Regions from separate parts of the Homo sapiens genome. Here region 2 is linked to region 1. Evidence: read pairs that join two places in POLR2A ChIA-PET (ENCODE). Cell type or tissue: PC-3. All regions are shown on one strand. Each heading gives the region's core, and the rest is flanking DNA. Links, peaks and the distances in the headings are about the cores only.

What was found. ChIA-PET counts read pairs that join two places held together with the same protein. Peaks named below come from ENCODE experiments on the same cell type or tissue, not always from the same donor. Only the 100,000 strongest peaks of a DNase experiment are listed, where the experiment ranks them.
Region 2: POLR2A ChIA-PET joins it to region 1 with 11 read pairs; 5 of 35 experiments call an interaction of 5 or more read pairs at or near these places.

The regions. Positions count from the first base shown.
Region 1 is chr7:130,882,512-130,892,169 of GRCh38, forward strand. It overlaps LINC-PINT (long intergenic non-protein coding RNA, p53 induced transcript), which reads right to left. Exons shown (of 8, transcript NR_170176.1): 7 at 1,806-1,885; 8 at 1-225. Among named protein-coding and RNA genes, the nearest start is that of MIR29B1, 9.8 kb to the left of the region's middle. RefSeq lists an enhancer at 3,966-5,165. In PC-3, for the core only: no CTCF peak of the experiment used is centred there; a DNase peak (open chromatin) is centred at 4,900; H3K4me3 peaks cover 511 bases; H3K27ac peaks cover 6,636 bases.
Region 2 is chr7:131,097,061-131,106,718 of GRCh38, forward strand. All of the region lies in intron 2 of LINC-PINT (long intergenic non-protein coding RNA, p53 induced transcript), which reads right to left. Among named protein-coding and RNA genes, the nearest start is that of LINC-PINT, 8.0 kb to the right of the region's middle. RefSeq lists an enhancer at 7,592-7,641 and silencers at 8,656-8,755, 8,906-9,375. In PC-3, for the core only: no CTCF peak of the experiment used is centred there; no DNase peak of the experiment used is centred there; H3K4me3 peaks cover 979 bases.

The DNA.
Region 1 (9,658 bases), core at 788-8,787:
CAGAGCTGGAGTGGCAGACTGGGACTCAAACTCCAACATGCCTGATTGCCAGCCCAGGCATTCAGCCAGCACTCTTTACTGCTCTGTCCTTTATACCATTCAGCGCATCTTCACATGGACCTCTGAACAGTCACTGGCCCCAAGTCTCAGGGTTTCATCAGTAAGTACATGAGTAAACCATGAAAGCCAGCTTTGGTCATGAGGAGTAGAAGTAGCACCAAATAGCTCACCAAGAGAAAGGGAGAAAAATTGGAAATTAGCACAATTTGGCTTGCACTGAATGGTCAGAAGACCTGGACCCTCCACCACACTTCTGACATGCAGTGTGACCTTAGGCCAGTCCCATCTTCTCTAAAGCTTCATTTTCCCACTAACCTTAAAGAAGTTCAAGTCAAAGAGCACAGTGATGAGTCCCACAGATCATGCTTGAGATGGTGACAGTGTTAAAATACTGACTCCAAAATACAGCCTGGCAGTTTATCTTCTCGAGTTTCCTGTTTCTATGACACTGTACGGTGAGATGGCCAAATGCAGACTCCAGAGCCAGAATGCCAAGCTCTGCCACCAGCTCCTCACACAACCCTGCACAAATCACTTTAACTCTCTGTGCCTCAGTCTCCTCATCTGTAAAATGAGGGTAATAGGCCGGGTGCGGTGGCTCACGCCTGTAATCCCAGCACTTTTGGAGGCTGTGATGGGCGGATCACGAGGTCAAGAGATTGAGATCATCCTGGCCAACATGGTGAAGTCTCGTCTCTATAAAAATACAAAAATTAGCTGGGCGTGGTGGCATGTGCCTGTAGTCCCAGCTACCTGGGAGGCTGAGGCAGGAGAATCACTTGAACCTGGGAGGCGGAGGTTGCAGCAGTGAGACGAAATCGCGCCACTGCACTCCAGCCTGGCGACAGAGTGAGACTCCGTCTCAAAAAAAAAAAAAGATGGTAATAACTGGACCTAGCACATAAGGTTGTTGTGAGGATTAAATCAGGTAAATATGATGAAGCCATCTGAACCAGTGTTAGCACAATGTAAATATTCAGTAAATGGTAGCTATGATAATAAAAGTAATACATTAGTTTTCAATAAGCACATTATAAACAGAGATGTGGCTAAGAGATCCACCACAGCTGGTAAATGGAGAGGGTGCAGAGATCCTGCTGTCACATGCTTTGCCATACATTGACATATTCTGGAGTAACTGACTGCAAAGCTGAAATGGCATCCCCAACTGAATTTACTGAAATTCATATATTTAATATTTTTGACTGCCTTCTCTTCTTCCCAGTCTAAGACCTGAATATGGGATCTATACCCTTGTTTTTAAGCAGGAGTTCATGTTATAGATTCTTCCTGACCGTAAACCGGGAGTTGGGTGGTTGAGAGAAAAAGAGTAGAGATCAAATACTAATGATCATTTAAAAAAACATATCAGGCTTGTCAGGCACGGTGGCTCACACCTGTAATCCCAGCACTTTGAGAGGCTGGGGCAGAGAATCACTTGGCCCAAGTTTGAAACCAGGGCAACACAGGGAGACTCTGCCTCTACAAAAGAAATTTTAAAAAACTAGCCAGGCGTGGGTGGTACACGCCTGTGGTCCCAGCTACTTGGGAGGCTGAGGTGGGAGGATCGCTTGAGCCTGGGAGGTTGAGGCCGCAGTGAGTTGTGATCACACCACTGTACTCCAGCCTGGGCAACAGAGCAAAACCCTACCTCAAAAAAGAAAAAGAAAAATGTACTGAGGAATCATCCAGGGACAAAATAAAACTCCCTTGAGGTTGACTTATAAGCAGAAGCCTCTACTTACGTAGGTGTAAAAGCAGTCTGTTAACAGATATTTTCCAGGCACAGAAATCCTCAGGAGGCATTTGTTCAGAAGACCTGCACCTGGAATTTAAATGACAGTATGAGCTCCTAGGAAATCTCCTGGAGTAACAGCAGAAGAAAAAGTCAGTTGTTTTCTCGTAAACATGTTTCTCCACCAGTGTCACCAACAGATGCATTTTTAAAAACAAGAAATAGAAAGCACCTTCTCTTTCCTGCTTAAGACACACAGGTTGGGAAAGTTCCTGTACAGTGAGCAACACATGCCCCCTCATGCTGGTGCTCTGTGCGGGAGAAAACGTGAGGTGTGGCCGTTGCTAAGGAAACCGCTGACACGAGGCAGAGCAGCAAGGTTTGCTCAGCAAGGTGTCTTAGGAAATAAAACACAGTCTAAGCCTATAGATCCCATCACAGAAGAAAGGCAGGCAAGGATCCCGCACAGGAGACGGTAGAAGGCTTCTATTTTCACAACTGATTCTGCAGCCTCGTGCTGTAGCAGTACAGGCTGCAGAAGGTTTGTGGAGGGGAGCGCCGGTCTGCAAGGACGGTCTGTGACGGCTTCAGAATCAGGTGGAGGGCAACTGAGAAGAATGGAAACCACCTCACATTCTCTCCTACCTGGTCTAACTTTACAGACGAAATGCATCTTTCAGCTGCATCACAAGAGAGGAAGCCAAGGTCGTAGGGTCTTCATTTCTGAAAACTGATTGTTCAAGTAAATCCTTCAGTCGTCCCCCTGATGCGACCTGCTAGGGAAGCTGGGAGTGCCTTCACAGTGGCTCCAAGGGGGTGTCCTTATAGGGGATTACATCTCAAGACACATTTTACCCAGCAAGAGGCTGCATGACTCAGCAGTCTGATGAAGAAAGCTCTGTTAAGTTACCACCAATTGCAATTTCTAAGTTAATGATTACAGCTCCACCGAGGAACCAGAACACAGCTGAGGCCACAGAGCATTCCCCGTGCTTACTGGCCAGTGGGGATGATGTTGCCCAGATGTGTGGGTCGGAGCTGAATGGTGAAGACAATGATTTGTGATTCGCAGGTGGACTCTTTAAGCCAGGTGCTACTGAACATGCTCTTCAGTGACTGGGAAGCTCTCAAGAAAGATGATATCACAACAGGAACAGATTATGTTGGGAAGATTCTTGAGAGTTGAGATTAAAATCCAAGAGGAGCTCGGCCAGTAAAATAAATGGTCAGAAAAAGCCATTTGATACTGTCCTACAACAGAAAATACATCTAAAAAATCAAGCTGAGAAGTACAGATGGGAAGGAAGAGGCAGTGGGGTAAAACAACAATCAAACCAACGTGAAGCTACCGAACACACAGAATTCTGGAATATTTAAACACTATCATAATAGCATGTTTCCAAAATTGTCTGATTATAAAAATGGGTATAGAAAACCAACGTCAGACAGGAGCTCTTTCATTTTTTTCTTTTTTTTTTTTTTTTTGTGAGATAGTCTCACTCTGTCACCCAGGCTGGAGTGCAGTGGCATGATCTTGACTCATTGTAACCTCCGCCTCCTGGGTTCGAGCGATTTTTTCTCATGCCTCAGCCTCCCAAGTAGCTGGAGTTTTAGGCGTGTGCCACTACACCCAGCTAATTTTTGTATTTTTAGTAGAGATGGGGTTTTGCCATGTTGGCCACGCTGGTCTTGACCTCCTGACCTCAGGTGATCCGCCCACCTCGGCCTCCCAAAGTGTTGGGATTATAGGTGTGAGCCACCGCGCCCAGCCCTCTTTCACTTTTCAACAGTAACTGAAGTCTGTGTCAGATTGTGAGGAACACCTGTCTGCTGCTTTCTGGAAGCTTTCAGTATTTGAAAAAGTGGCTAGGGAAGCTGCTGGGAAGTCCTTCAATTAACCTTAAAAAGCATGTAATAAAACCTAATTATAGAGCATGCTTCTTTCATCCTCTCTGTCACTCCTTTAGAGAATGTGGTGACTTTCTAAGCCACTGTCCCTGCAACCTCCTAGGATTTAGATGTATGAACATTATTTACAGATGGGAAAAACAGAGCACTGAAAGTTTTGGTCAAGAAAACCGTACGGGTTAGTGATGGGGTTTCTCAATTGTGAAGACCTGAGCTTGACAAATGCATTTTCAGCTTCCCAGGATACCCCTGGCTCCTCAGTGAGCACTGGAAGTTTGTCCCTTCTATAGCAGCCCTTGGCAGTTCCAGTCTAGGGGCAGAAGCCAGCCTGCCACTGCAGAGAAGAGCAGCAAGTTCCAGCCCAGCCGGCGAGCACGCTGCACTCATGGGCTTCCCAAGGCTCTGGCGGGAAGTCACGGGTCAAGTGAGGTCTTCTTAGGTGCTCAACAGTCACACTCTGGGGCCTGAAAGGTCTTAGAAGCTTATCTCTGTCAATCTCTGCTTAGAATCAAATCGATCAATCAATACCTTTTCCTTCTCTTTGCTTCTCCTACTGAGCCCCAGCATATTTGAGTGAAGGTACTTACATGTACGTAGCCTTTTAAAAGCCAAGTACTATCAAGTGAGCTCCCATTTCAAGGCACGTTTGAACTGGGAATAGAAAGACGGGCAGCTTAAGCTTTGGGATCATACAGACCCGGATTCAAATTTCACTTGTTACACAGCCTTGGCAAGCTATTCAATCCTTTTGGGGCTTTAGTTTTTTGTTTTTGTTTTGTTTTTTTAATTTATAAAGTAGAAATGATGTTAACTCTCAGAGTTGTTGTGAAAACACAGCTGACTCAAATAAAATACAAGATACATAGATTTTCAACACATTAACCCCCACCACCCCACCACTTTCCCCTGTGAGGGGATGGCACATCTAACATTTTTGGGTAAAATTTCCAGAAGATCTATACAGTCGAGTTGTTAAAAACTGGTGTGAAAGACTAAAATAAGATTAGGCATCAGTAAATCAAGGCTGCGGGTGGGTCTGGGGGCTTCTCTGGAGGGAAAGGCCAGACCAAGGGATGTCCCAACAGGAAGTTAGGAGTCTGGGGAAAGACAGATATGATCTGAAACTGGGACCAGGAAATTCCAACCATTTCTGCCTACTGATTACTCATCATTGATTCACCAAGTTTACAATTTACCAGGAGGATATGGGAGCAAACGAGAGGTAAATCCCACTGAAGTTTAAAACATAAAAATAGACAATGACAGAGGGTGTCAAAGGAAACCACAGGGCATGGCGGGGGCAAACACAGGAGGCGCCGGTCCCCGTGAGCCAGACACAGGAGGGACATGCCACTTCTTCCACGAGGGACTAACTAGCAGCAATGCTGCAGAGACACAGGTCACTTCTCAACATTCCTGGTCAAGACAGACCTCTTAAAATCATGGGTAAATATCCACCGACTGCCTCCTAGAAGCCCGCACTGTGCTGCACGCTGCTGGGGAATACTGAGGAGGGGATGTGAAATGTCTGTATGTGACCCAGGACCTAACTGTGGAATGGAGTCCAATTCTCAGGGACAGAGAAAGTGCTCCGGTGTGTCCTGCTGGTGGAGAGCACAATCGTCATTGGAGACTGGATGAGCTCAGGGCAGGCTGATGGATTATTCAGGAGAGGCTTCATAGGGGCCAGGGGCCTGAGCTGGGCTCTCCAGGGGTGCAGCCTGGGCAGGGGAGAAAGGGAGAACTCTAGGAAGGGGACGGTAAAATCATGCCAGATGTGGCAGGGGTGAAGACAGTGGGGGATTGGGCAGAGCCATGGTAGACATCCCACCGCCAGGGATCAGAGATGACAGGGCAGCAGGCGTGCGGGGGTGGAGCCCACATGTAGATCCCCCGCCCCCGCACACAGGGTCAAAGTTAGCTGGGATCAGGGATGACGGGGGGGTGAGAAGAAGCGTGGATTTTATGAAGAGTAGAAGAAACAGATGTTTGTTAAGACCTAACATGTGGGAGGCACTGCTGTGGACAGGAGTGAGTGAGACGCAGGGCCGGTCTTCATGGAGTTTACAAGCTGGCGGGGGATACAGCCCTGTGGACAGATAACTGTCATTACACGGGCTAAACACTAGCATAGGGGGAATTCTAGGAGATACAGGGACCCACAGGTATGGCACCAGACTATGGGGTCAGAATAAGATCTCACCACAGAGGTATGAGCAAAAAGAAACAGGATATGGTCTGTTCCTTTCAAGCTTCCCACAGGGGCCAGGAGCCCCTTTTGCAGGATGTCTTAATAAATGGGACATAAAGGTACCCATTTGTCTAGAGTGCAGTGTTGGCTGCAGACAGTGAACATATGAAATGATGCCCTTAAAATGCCCTTTGGCTCAAAACGAGTCCCCTTCCCTGACCCTAGCTTTAGAAATCAAAAGGAAGATGATCATGTCATGGGACCCCAAATTACACTCACACTGCAGGTGAAACACTGGGGTGACTTTCACACGCACAGCTAAGAAGGAAGCCAGTTTCCGTATGACTGCAAGTGCACAGAAAATCTAGCATGCCGAACAGGAGGAGCAGTGGAGGGGAGTGCTCGCTTAGGAGGGACCCAGGAGCATGCAGAGCCTCTGTCCTGAATCTGCTCCCTCTATGTAAGGAGGCCATGAATAAGGTACCCATTCCAAGAACAACAGCAAGGGGAGGGTTAGGAGACATTCTCATCCAATGTGAATATAAAAATCTTAAGAAGAAAACAATACCCACTGCTTTCTGTTCCATTGTCCCAGCTTACTGTGTGATTTTCTGTTAGGAGAACTGTACCCACAGCTTTAATTTGATGCATTTGCTGGATCATGCTTTTTTAAACAAATATAAAGCAGAGAAGAAAAAAAATCCAAGGTAGATTTCAGTTAAACTATCACCACCACGACTCTCCAATTCACTCCCGTGTAGAAAATGTGCATTTGTTTCTACGGAGCATGTGTAGACAGCCCTAGCTCCCTGGAAGAGAGATCTGAGGGAAGGCCATTATGGACGCACAGTGGTCTTAACACAGCGAAACTCCTCTCTTCAGTAGCTTTTTTTTTTTTTTTTTTTTTTTGAGACAGAGTCTTGCTCTGTTGCCCAGGCCGGAGGCAGTGGTGCGATCTAGGCTCACTGCAACCTCCGCCTCCCAGGTTCAAGTGATTCTCCTGCCTCAGCCTCCCAAGTAGCTAGACTATGGGTATGCCCCACTACACCCAGCTAATTTTTGTATTTTGAGTAGAGATGGGATTTCACTATGTTGGCCAGGCTGGTCTTAAACTCCTGATCTCAGGTGATCCACTCGCCTGGGCCTCCCAGAGTGTTAGGATTACAGGCGTGAGCCACCACGCCCAGCCAGTAGCTCTTTTAAAAATAAACTGGGCTGGGCATGGTGGCTCACACCTGTAATCGCAGCACTTTGGGAGGCCAAGGCTGGAGGATCGCTTGAGGCCATGAGTTCGAGACCAGCCTGGGCAACACAGCAAGACTGCATGTCTCTACAAAAAAGTTTAAAAGTAGCTGGGTGTGGTGGTGAGTGTAGTCCCAGCTACTTGGGAGGCTGAGGCAGGAGGATCGTTTGAGCCCAGGAGGTTGAGGCTGCAGTGAGCCTTGATGGTGCCACTGCACTCCAGTGACAGAACGAGACCCTGTCATACACACACAAAAAATTAAAATAAATTGCCTACTTTAAAAATAAAGACAAGGTGGGGCGCAGTGGCTCATGCATGTAATCCTAGCACTTTGGGAAGACGAGACAGGTGGATCACTTGAGGTCAGGAGTTCGAGAGCAGCCTGGCCAACATGGCGGAACCCCGTCTCTACTAAAAATACAAAAATTAGGCGAGCTAAGAGATCACAGCACTGCACTCCAGCCTGGGTGATGGAGCGAGACTCTGTCTCAAAAAAATAAAAATAAAATAAAAATTAATACAGGTGTTGGGAATGAGGTCTGGGAGGTGGCTGTCATTTATCTCTAAAATCATGCTAGAAGCTAAATATATAATCATTTTTCCTCCACGTTGTTTCCATGGGCTTAGAAGAGGGAAAAAATGGCACTTAGTGTTACTAGGACCAAAAGACAGCTCCTCCTACTAAAAGATCATCCTGGAGTTGCTTAACTGAATATTTATGACATACTAACATCCTTTGGGGGAAAACACGTTTCGAAATAATCAATTAAAAAAAGCAAAGTGATCAATGACAGCTGTTTAAACACCACCTGGAAAAATAGGATTTACTCCACAGCAGCTCCCTGGGTGCAGAGATCTTGGTGCAGATCCCATTTCGCTGACTTGCTTTCTCTCCTTAGACAAATGTGTGTGGCGGGGCTGAGTACCTGCTCATGTCCTTTTCTGGGGACGCCACACATGGCTGGTTTCTGGCCCTTGGGGACAGTGGCTCAGGTCCAGAGGAGAACCCTTACTGGCTGTAGTGTGGTGGGCACAGCAGGGGTGGGCCGGTTCACCTCCTGGCTTTGAAGAAATGGGTTCTCTCCTATGGCATCTGTGATTCCCAAAGTCCTCAATCAAGCAGGAAGGGGGTGAGTCGATGGCTCTTCCCAAGGCCTTCTCCTCCCATGGACAGCTTCTCTGTCCGAGTTCTCTCGCCGTTTCTCCCCCTTTACTCCATCCCAAGAGGCACTTGTGAGCTTCAAGGGCATCTTCTAAATATTACATTCACTCAGTGCCCCAAAGAGGACAGCCTGTTCTTAGAACATTGCTCAATTCTTTCTCCTGTGGTAAGGATTCAGTTTGTTTTATTAAGAACTAGTGTGGCATAAGTTCATTCTCATCCAAAAAAAAAAAAAAGAAGTATATCAAGTCTCTTCTTTTGGCATATAGTAGATAGAATTGTTATTATTCTTGTTTCTGTCCCAGAGCTAATACATTCACGACACACTGGCAAAGGATATTTTGAAAAAGCTGTCTATGGCAAATAACTGATTTGTTTCATTTTGTAAAAATGAAGTTCTCCTTTCTGACCCAAGTCGTTTTCTAAACGATCTCAAAGGGCAAGCTGCCTCTTCCAGCGGGAGGCTGAGGCCACGCTGGAACCTCCTTCCGAGGTCTGGACAAGAGCTGTGTGGTGCAGAGGAGGGAGGGCTGGGCCCAGAACCCAGAGGTCTGCCTCGGGCTGGCCTCTCTCTCCAGTCCTGTGACCTCTGGCTGACCAAAGCCTCCCTGGTTCCGTCCCTTCATGTCTGAAATAAGCAAGCTATATTTAATAGTTTTCCTTTTGCTCTAAAATAAGATGATTCTGAAATACGACATTAAGTGTGAGGCTGGTTTCTGCTTTGGACCTCACCTAAGGGGTTTTAGTCATAAGCCCATGCGTGGAAACTGGCCCTGCCAAAAAAGAAACATTCTGAATCATTCAAAACCATTAAGAATGTTGGCTCTGACTTCAGAAAGGCAAGATAAACAGACCCGTGCCCAGCGGGAACTCACTTACTGGATGTCTCTGTGTTTTTAACTCATCGGTGCCTGAGTACTTCCCAGGTTCCTTCGAATGGCTTCAATGTTTAACGCTGTCACATTTGTACTATGAACTCCACTTTCATAAAGGCGGGGGCAGGGGGGTATTTAATTTGGTGCTAAGTGCTCATTAATCTTTTTAGTGTGGTCACCAGAACTGGCTTTTTTGCAGCCTCTAATCCAAAAGCAGGTTAATTCTCCTGCCCCACACAGGTTATAAAGTTAAGAAAATGTGGCACATATACACCATGGAATACTATGCAGCCATAAAAAATGATGAGTTCATGTCCTTTGTAGGGACATGGATGAAATTGGAAACCATCATTCTCAGCAAACTATCGCAAGAACAAAAAACCAAACACCGCATATTCTCACTCATAGGTGGGAATTGAACAATGAGATCACATGGACACAGGAAGGGGAATATCACACTCTGGGGACTGTGGTGGGGTCGGGG
Region 2 (9,658 bases), core at 799-8,798, 210 kb after region 1:
CTCATTTCAGATGAGCGGAGACTCAAATCTCTCACAGGGTTCCATAGCTAGTTGGAACCAGAAATCCAGCAGAAATACTGTAAGCAAGCTTGTCCAAGATGTGGTCCAGGACAGCTTTGAATGTGGCTCAACACAAATTCACAAACTTTCTTAAAACGCTATGAGATTTTTTTTGCAATTTTTTTTTTTTTTAGCTCATCAGCTATCGTTAGTGTCCGTGTATTTTACGTGTGGCCCAAGACAGTTCTTCTTGTTCCAGTGTGGCCCAGGGAAGCCAAAAGATTGGACACTCCTGGAGGTGCAGCACAGTATCTAACACTACCTCAATACTTTTTCCACCGAACTACGTAAGACCAGCCACAGCCCAGAAAAAGAACTTCCCACAGGAAAAGGAGGAAGAGGAAAATGTGGAGGAAATCTACGAGGAGGGGATTGGCCAACCGCAAGTCAGCATGGGATGCTGGACACCTGGCCGTGCGAGAAACAGAAACGTGAGAAGTTGGAAGAAAGGAGCATAAAGAGATGGGAGAAGGCAAAGGCAGACACTGCCACTTAAGCACTAGTCTAGTAAGACTAGTACTTAATAAAGTACAAGAAAAAAGAACGGTCATTAACATCCTAACTCTCTAAAGCACAGGAGCCTTTTTAAAGGGCTTGAGGAAGTGGCAGAGACAAACTCCAAGAAAGCCTGGAGGAGGGGATCACACAGCAGCTCCCTGATTCACTAATTCAGAGGTGGTCCCAGCATCTTGTTAAGCAGACTGCCAACCCCAGCCTCACACTGTCAAGTCTGAAGGATTTGAAAGTTTCACAGATTTAACTACGAAGATTATGTCACAGATACATATTTGAGTCAAGAAATGAGTACAGATCTGGGTAGCAAATCACACGTAGCTCTTTTCAAAGAGAAAGAGGTGATCAAAATCTAAAGCTGGGTCCATGAAACATAGCTCAAATCAATTACGCGTATGCCAAATCAACTCTTAAGATTTTAAGGCTCAATCCTCTTATAAAAGCGGTGAGACAATATACAATTTCAAGATAAAACTAAAACTGGTAGTGTGAAAAGCAGAGAAGTCTCATGGTCTCAACCCAGCTTCGTGGTCTGCGCTATACAAATGATTTGTTTCCTAATCCATAAAGCACGCCTAGTAATAACGGTCATGTGTGCCTTCCAGAAACTTGATTTAAACAAGGTAACGATCATAAAGCAATCTAAAAATGTAAGCATTGCATGAATTCTGGGCATAACTTTGGAAAGGCATTTGACATGAGTCAAATAATAGCACCTGGCGATATTGCGAAGTATTCACCAGAAACAAAAAGGAAAACTTATTCATTTATTATTTTCTAACAAAGAACCCTGTGCTATTGACTCATCTTGACATAGTTAATATGTCTTTTAAAAGTTTCAGGACATTTAAAAACTTACAACATTCCATTTTTGTCTTCCCATTCCCTGCTCACCAATTTCTTCTATTTTATTTCTCTGCTTTCAGGTAAAGTTATATATATTTTCCTCAAAGTCTTAACTTTTCTTTTCTCTCCAATACATTTAGTCATATTAGAATATACTGTCAAACCTCACTTGGACTCAACTTGAGTCCATCTGATTCTCAGCACCTGGGAGTCTGGTTTAACATGGAATGCTTCCAGAGCGCCACCTGTCCTCTTAGAATGCCTTGGAATCTCCACCAACGCCTCCCCAAGATCTTCCCTCTCCCATAAACATACACCCTAAGAACGGTGTGCTTGCTATGAAAGGGCTGCTTGAAGACAAGTCTCCTAGTAACCCCACTCCCTTTCCTACCAGATTCCAGCCCCACAGTCCCCTCATTTAGAAACTACAGAGCCACCACTGTTCTCCAAGGTCATCAAAATCAGGAATGACTGTGCCCTGACGTACTCATCCATGCCCCGATGGACATTTCCTTCCCGCAACCATGATTCTTCCGTGAGGCTGTTATCTTTAGGGGATGTCCAAGTTAACGCTGTCACAGTCTATTATGGACCCAAATCCGTGGAGTTTTGTCTAGAAAAAACTGTGTCTCATGAAAATCATTTTATCTAGTGAGTCCACAACTATATAATGTGCTGCATTGTACTCTGTAGCTGCATATTAAGAGAAGACCACATGCCATGTCATGCACCTGTAGTCCCAGCTACTCAGAAGGCTGAGGTGGGGGGATTAGTTGAGCCCAGGAGTTCAAGGGCAGTCTAGGCAATCCAGCGAGACTCCATTTCTAAAACTAAATAGTTCAGGCACAGTAGCTCATTCCTGTAATCCCAGCACTTTGGGAGGCTGGGGCGGGAGGATGGCTTGAACCCAGCAGTTCGAGACCAGCCTGTGCAACAAGGCAAGATCCCATCTCTAGAAAAACATTTTTTTTTATTTAGCTGGGCGTGGTGGCACACATCTGCAGTCCCAGCTACTCAGGAGGTTGAGGAGGGAGGATCACTTGAGCCCAGGAGGTTGAGACTGCAATGAGCTATGATTGTGCCACTGCACTCCAGCCTGGGTGACAGAGTGAGACCATTTCTAAATAAATAAAAGGCACTTGGTTAGATTTAATACAACATTTAGGTTTAAGGAGTAGCAAATAGTTTTGTCATTTAGTAACATCGGAAATACTTTAATATATTTTAACTGGGGATTTCTAATTTAGCTAAGTAGGAATACCCAATCTGAGTTTTAACAGACTCATTATTTTTGGAAAATATATGGAGTTCTCAAGAAATTCTCAAAATAAAATTAATCTAATCCATTTTAAACTTTTACAACTCAGTCTGCCATACAGCAATTTTTAAATGACATAATCCTTTAGAAATCAAGCAGTGATCAGTGCTCAACTTGAAAAGTGATGGGGGTGGGGGGAACAGGCAAAAAAAAAAAAAATCACAGAACTTTAGAAGATACTGTCTATCCCAACGGCTCTCAAAGTTTGGCCCTCTGACCAGCAACGTCAGCATTACCTGGAAACTTGTAAGAAATATACATTAGTGGGCCCACCCTAGACCTTCTGAGTCAGAAACTCTGGGGTGCAGCCCAATAATGTGTGTTCTTCAGTGATTCTGATACACACCAAAGTTTGAGAACCAGAGTTCAATCCAACCACTCCACTGATGAGAAAGAAGTGAAGCCAGTAACATCCTCAAACTCGAACAAGTTGGTGACCTTCAAAATGATTCTTAAACTATATACCTGAATCCAAGTAGTCCCATAGGATCTTCTAGGCAAAAATACATCCTGATCTTTTGTAGCATTAATTCTAATATCATTACTATCTACTCAGATACAGGCAAGTATTTTTGTCATGAGTAATTTACATTTAATACCTAAAAAAGAAGACTTGGCCAAGCGCAGTGGCTCATGCCTGTCAACCAACACTTTGGGAGGCCGAGGGGGTGGGTCACTGGAGCCTAGGAGTTCAAGTCAACCCTGGGCAACATAGCAAAACACTGTCTCTACAAACAAACAAACAAAAAACACAAATTTGCCAGGCACGGTAGCATGTGCCTGTAGTACCAGCTCCTGGGGAGGCTGAGGTGGGAAGATTGCTTGAGGCCAGGAGGTTAAGGCTGCAGTAAGTTGTGATTATGCCACTGCACTCCAGACCCCGTCTTGAAAAAGATAAATAAAAAATGTTTTAAATAAAAAAGACTTCACATGATTGACCTCGCTACAAAAATGACAACTCAAATCTCACAGGCTCTTTCTGTGTGGTTGGTTGGGTTAACTTTTGTTGCTATTAGCAGTGGTGGGTTTTGTCTTGTTATGCTCGTGTTTTGGTTTGGTTTCAAGGGCAACAGCAGGAATTGACGAACACGTGGTTGATACTTTGTTTTCGATTCGGGGGCTTTTATATTTTTGCCTCACCCAAAAGGTTCATACCAAAGGTATTTGAAAAGTAAGGACTAAAGGACTAGGAATTGCTTAAAAGAGAAGTCTTCCCATTTTATCTTGGAATGTATTCTATGACTTTTTTTTAAGACAACAGATTTGTATTTCCAATTGTGTTTGACTTACTCTATGATAAAATTACTTTTCATTTGTGGAACATGTAGTGGCAGAATGATAGGAAGACAACATTTATCCTAGGAACAAGCTGTTGTGGATGAAGACAGGCCTAAAATCCAAACACACATAGCAGCACAAAGTAGGTTAAGTCTGATGCATAGTATAGATAGCAGAGTATGTTTATCGCCTCTTAAAGGTACTAAACCAAATATTCGGCTACATCATCAACCCCCAATATAGGATCTACTACATGAAATAAAATCTACAATTTTTGGTCTTAGTGCTCTTATTCTAAACAGATGTTTGATGTGTCTGATACTATATATATATTTTTTTTTTCAAAGCCTAGTAGGGGTTATCTACACAATTAAACATTTTCTATTTACATTTTAAATATCCCATTTGACAAGCTTGTAACTTGGGTGCTAGGATTACCATAGAAAAAAAATCACAGAATACATGAGATTTGGAAGCTGAAGAAAGAAATGTTTCCATTCCTGTTTCTCATGGTTAAGTTGTTTTGTCAATGTCCTGCCACACTAGAGGTAATATCTTCAGTCCTTTTTTCAGACTCCATTAACATACACAATTACCAAACAAACTTGGATTTTACAACCCAAACTTTCTAACATAGTTCAGCGCATGATTTTATTTTATTTTATTTCCTCTGAAGAAGTTATCATGGGCCAGGTGCCATGGCTCACGCCTGTAATCCCAGCACTTCGGGAGGCCGAGGTAGGGAGATCACCTGAGGCCAGGAGTTCGAGACCAGCCTGACCAACGTGGTGAAATCCCATCTCTACTAAAAATACAAAAATTAGCCGGGCGTGGTGGCGCACACCTGTAATCCCAGCTACTAGGGAGGCTGAAGCAGGAGAATCTCTTGAACCTGGGAGGCAGAGGCTGCAATGAGCTGAGATCGTGCCACTGCCCTCCAGCCTAGGCAACAGAGCGAGACTCCAACTCAAAAAAAAAAAAAAGAAGTTATCATGGATGACTGCACAATGCAATAGAAACAACTACTTCCATTTGATGTATACTTCCAACTCTCTCTGTATGACCTGAGCACCAAATCTTCTTGTGACTTTATTTTTCAATCTGTCATCAAATAAGTGTAACAATTCCTGCTACATATCTTACCAGAAAGAAATCAGAGTCACAGAGCTAACAATAGTACCCCTGGAGAGACTGCGTTCCTTGGAAGAACTATAAAGCCACTGGTGTAGTTACTCGTTACTTCTCTTCTCAGCTCCATGTTACAGCCTCTGAAGCTAAACTGGAAGGCTTAAGTTAGTTGAACATTCATTCATTCATTCAAAACATATTTATGAGCACTGATAGGTGTCAAGTAGCATATTAGGCCTTGGAGATCAATGGTCAGCAAGACAAGCACAGTTCCTTCCCCTCACAATGCATCTCAGAAAAGTACTGATTCAACTCATAGGACTTTCATTTAGTGTATACACCAAGGGCTCACATCCATTTGTAAATAATTACTCATAATCATAATTACTAATAATCACTCTACTCTGCTCCTGAAAAAGGAAGACCACACGCACTACATGAAAAGCCACAGAACACACGAATGCTCCATAATATGAAGGCCCCACATAGGCCAAAAATATCACCCACTAAGCACCTTATAATCTATGAACGGGAAGCATGGTGTTAAGCCCTAGAAGATGACTGCAGACTTTTAAAGGCAGAATACCTTAGCCTAAATGATGACCTGTCAATTACAGGACATATCTTCTGTGACTGCAGACTTTTAAAGGCAGAATACCTTAGCCTAAATGATGACCTGTCAATTACAGACATATCTTCTGTAACTGTGCCATCCAATACAGTAGCCATTAGCAGCTATTTACATTTATCAATTAGAAATTCAATTCTGGCTAGGCGCAGTGGCTCACACCTGTAATCCCAGCACTTTGGGAGGCCGAGGCGGGCAGATTGCTTGAGCCCAGGAGTTCAAAACCAGCCTGGGCAACATGGCGAAATCCCACCCCTACTAAAAACACAAAAATAGCCAGGCATGGTGGCAGGCCCCTGTAATCCCAGCTACTCGGGAGGGCTAAGGTGGGAGGATCGCTTCAGCCTGGGAAGCAGAGGTTGCAGTGGGCCAAGATTGCACCACTGCACTCCAGCCTTGGTGACAGAACAACACCGTCTCAAAAAAAAAAAAAAAAGAAAGAAAGAAAAGAAAAGAAATTCAGTTCGTCAGTCACACTTAATGTGCTCAATAGCCACAAGTGGCTAGTGGCTACCACACTGGATAACACAAATTTATAAATCATTTCCATCCTCTCCAAAAGCTCTATGGGACAGTGCTGCTCTACAAATACCTCTGTAATACTCAATCTGAAAATTACAGCAATGAAATGTGATGAAGCACCTGTGCTCTGTTATGGCACATCAAAGCATGTCCACTGGTAATGTAGTACTAGTTCTTCCTTCCCAAGTAAATCGAAAAACAAAAACAACCTTGGGCATCTCCTCCAGCATATATTAGTAACCAAGAAAGTTCACACCGTCCAATCGGCCAGTGAAGGATGAAATTCGCAAACAAGTGAAAAACTGATATTTTGCCCCTTCCTATTTCTTTGATAATGTGTTACTATTATTGTGTATTTTCTGTGTAAGTTTTGTCTTGGGGTGCTTTCAGCTGTGTTTTTAGCCTGGTAGCAAGCAGCAGAGAAGGAGGTGAGGACAGTTCAGAATGAAGATGAGTGATTCAGGAAAACACCGACACAGATAATGCAACTTAAATGGAAGTAAATGTAATTGCGACCAATGCAATAAACTTAAGTGCTTACTGTGTGCCAGTGATGTGCAGATAAACAAGTCACCATTCTCACCTTTGAGGTGCCCAATATGTAACAAATACAATGAGATATGCTGTGATATAATGCAATAAGACAAGCATATATATAATGCAGAGATGACGCAGGGAGGGTATTTTTTAAATGGTTTCTGAGGAGAAATCAGGGAACATTTCCTGAAGGAGGTATCCAAGAAGCAGAAGAGCAAACTAAGCAAAGCCATGCGCAGGAATCCCAAGTGGTTTGGCAATGCTGGTGAAAAATGTGTTTCGTGGTAAGGAGGATGGGGGTGGACAATGGGAGGAGGGAGATGGGGCTAGAGAGCTATTTCCACACCAGACCACAGATACTCACGTTCCAGTCAGGTTTGCCTGAGTAGGTCTATAAGCCTTCCTCATCAAAACTGCAAGTAATATGAAAACCAATCCCTAAAGTATGCTAAATAATATACCCATGCCTGCCATAGAGGTAACAATATTTGACAGCAATCAACAGGAATATAAAGTTCTTTGTGACACGGTACCTCTTAATAATACATACTGGTCACAAATACACTGTAGCTAGTATCATTTGTTTTCAGGGAGAAACCTCTGTTTACTATGAGTTTTCTTTGGAATCTCTGTACAGAAAATACTAATGAAATGGACTACTCCCACATCTAAACGTCCCACCAACAGTTTATCTGACCAGGAGACAAATCAAACAAATTAAGGGGAGAAAAGAGATGTAACGGCAAAGTTTCTCTACTCCAGACTAGTTGTTTTTTTTTTTCTCCAAAATGCTAATGGCAGAACTTCTGCTACTCTGTACTGTACCGCACCTCTGGGTACATCCAGCTGTGACCACACCACAACTGTATCGCATCCAGCAACCTAAAGTACTCTTGTGGTTGCTCATGTAAATACTTGGAAAATATCTGCCTCTTCCGGACTCTCCCCTTCACATTATAGAAATGCTCAAGTCTCAAAAACAAAACAAGAAACTTCCAGAGAACCTATTCACTTCAAATTACGGAGATCCCCTCTCTCCTTGATCCACAATAAACTTCTGGAAAAGGTCGCCTACAGGCCTTAAAGAATCACCACGATTTTCCTCCCCTATACAAGCAAAGCTTTTCAGACAAAAATCTTAACAGTAGAAATGTACCCACATAAACAAGCTGGCCCTCAGGCAAACATTACTACTATTCACACAAACATGGGGCCCTTAGGCAAAGGTACATTTTCCACGAGGCATATGTGACTGTTGAAAGTAGGGGTTTTGAACTCGACCTCCCTAGGTCCTAGTCACAGTAGTCCTCCCTGATTAACTCCGAGCTTCCACTCCTCCTCCAACTATAAAATAGGGGTAACAGTACTTCTACGAGTAGATCCATGTTTGGGGAGCCGCAGTATCTGACACAGAGACCCCACTGAGTGACAGATGAATACGTGTTAGCTATTTTAGCTATTTTTACTATTTTGTCCCTAAATAGATGTGATTTCACAAGTAGCTATTCCATCAAGCTGGTTACTTCTATAAATTCTCACTGCACCAAAATCACTTATGGGGAAGAGGGGGTTAAAAATACACTGTCCAGGCCCTATGTGGATGTGGGTCCAATTGGTCTGGGATTGGGCTGGCGTTAGAATCCTTCTTAAAGCACTCCAGTTGGTTATTACACGCAGCCGGCCTTCAGGAGCACACAGAAGTGTCTACCCGTCCACCGGGATGTACACACCACCTGTAAGGTCCGAGTTCTGAGCCGAGCAGCGCAGGCAGGTCCTCTCTCCTGGACTAGGCTCCCCGAAGCGCTGCGACGACAAACCTAGCACTGCTCGCCGAGAAGCGCCAAGCCCCTCAGCCAGCGCCGGGGCACCCGCGCGGCAGGGCTCCATCGGGGGCCACACGCCCCCTCGCGCGCCCTCCGCGGGCGCAGGCCCCTCCGGCCCGTGTCACCGCGCCCTCGCCTCCCGCGCCCCGGCCCCCTCCCGCCCACGGCACGTGACTCGACACGCGCCAGCTGCACGCGGGCTCCATCAAAACAAAAACAGAGGAGGCCGGCCGGGCGGCGGCGGGCGCGCGCGGGGGCGGCAGAGAGCGGGCGCGCCCCCGCTGCCCGGCGCCGCGACCGCGCCTCCACCGCCCCGGGCACCGCCGGCCGCGCGCCCCGGCAGGCCGGGGGCGGGAGGGCAGAGGGCACCACCCTGTTTACCGCCACGGCCCCGCCCCGCCAGCGCCCGCTCCCGGAAACGGTCTCCCGGGAGAGGGCCGGCGAGTGCGCACCCACCCGCGGCGGGGAACGCCGGCCCTGCGTGGGAGGCGCCCGGCTCCGGCGGCCCGCCGCCCCCGGCTGCTGCGTGTCACCCCCGTCACGACTCTGCTACGCACTTCGCCCCCAGCTTTCAGCTCCGGCGCTTCCGCAGACCCCTCACGTGGCTGCCGCCTCCCTGCCATGGCACTCCCCGGCGACCGGGGCTGCGGCCCCTAGCGCTGCGAGGGATCCCGAGCCTGTGCCCACCCCACCTTGGACGTCACCCTCCTCGGACCACCCAACCCACACCTTCCGCCTAGGGCGGGGCGAGGGGAGGACGGCTACGAGCTGTCAGGAGCCTCCAGCTTTCCCCGTGACGAAGCTCACCCTCGCCCTGATGTCGCCACTCACCCAGCAGCGGGCTGCGAGCTGGAGCAGACGTTAACACCGAGGGAGGACTGAAGGGAACGTCTTGATTTTTCTCCTTAATTTGCCACAGACACAGGGAAAAAAAAAAAAAAACAAAAACAGCAGACGCAGCTCTACCTTTGCGCTGGCTTTAAAGCTTTTAAGCTCCCCACGTCA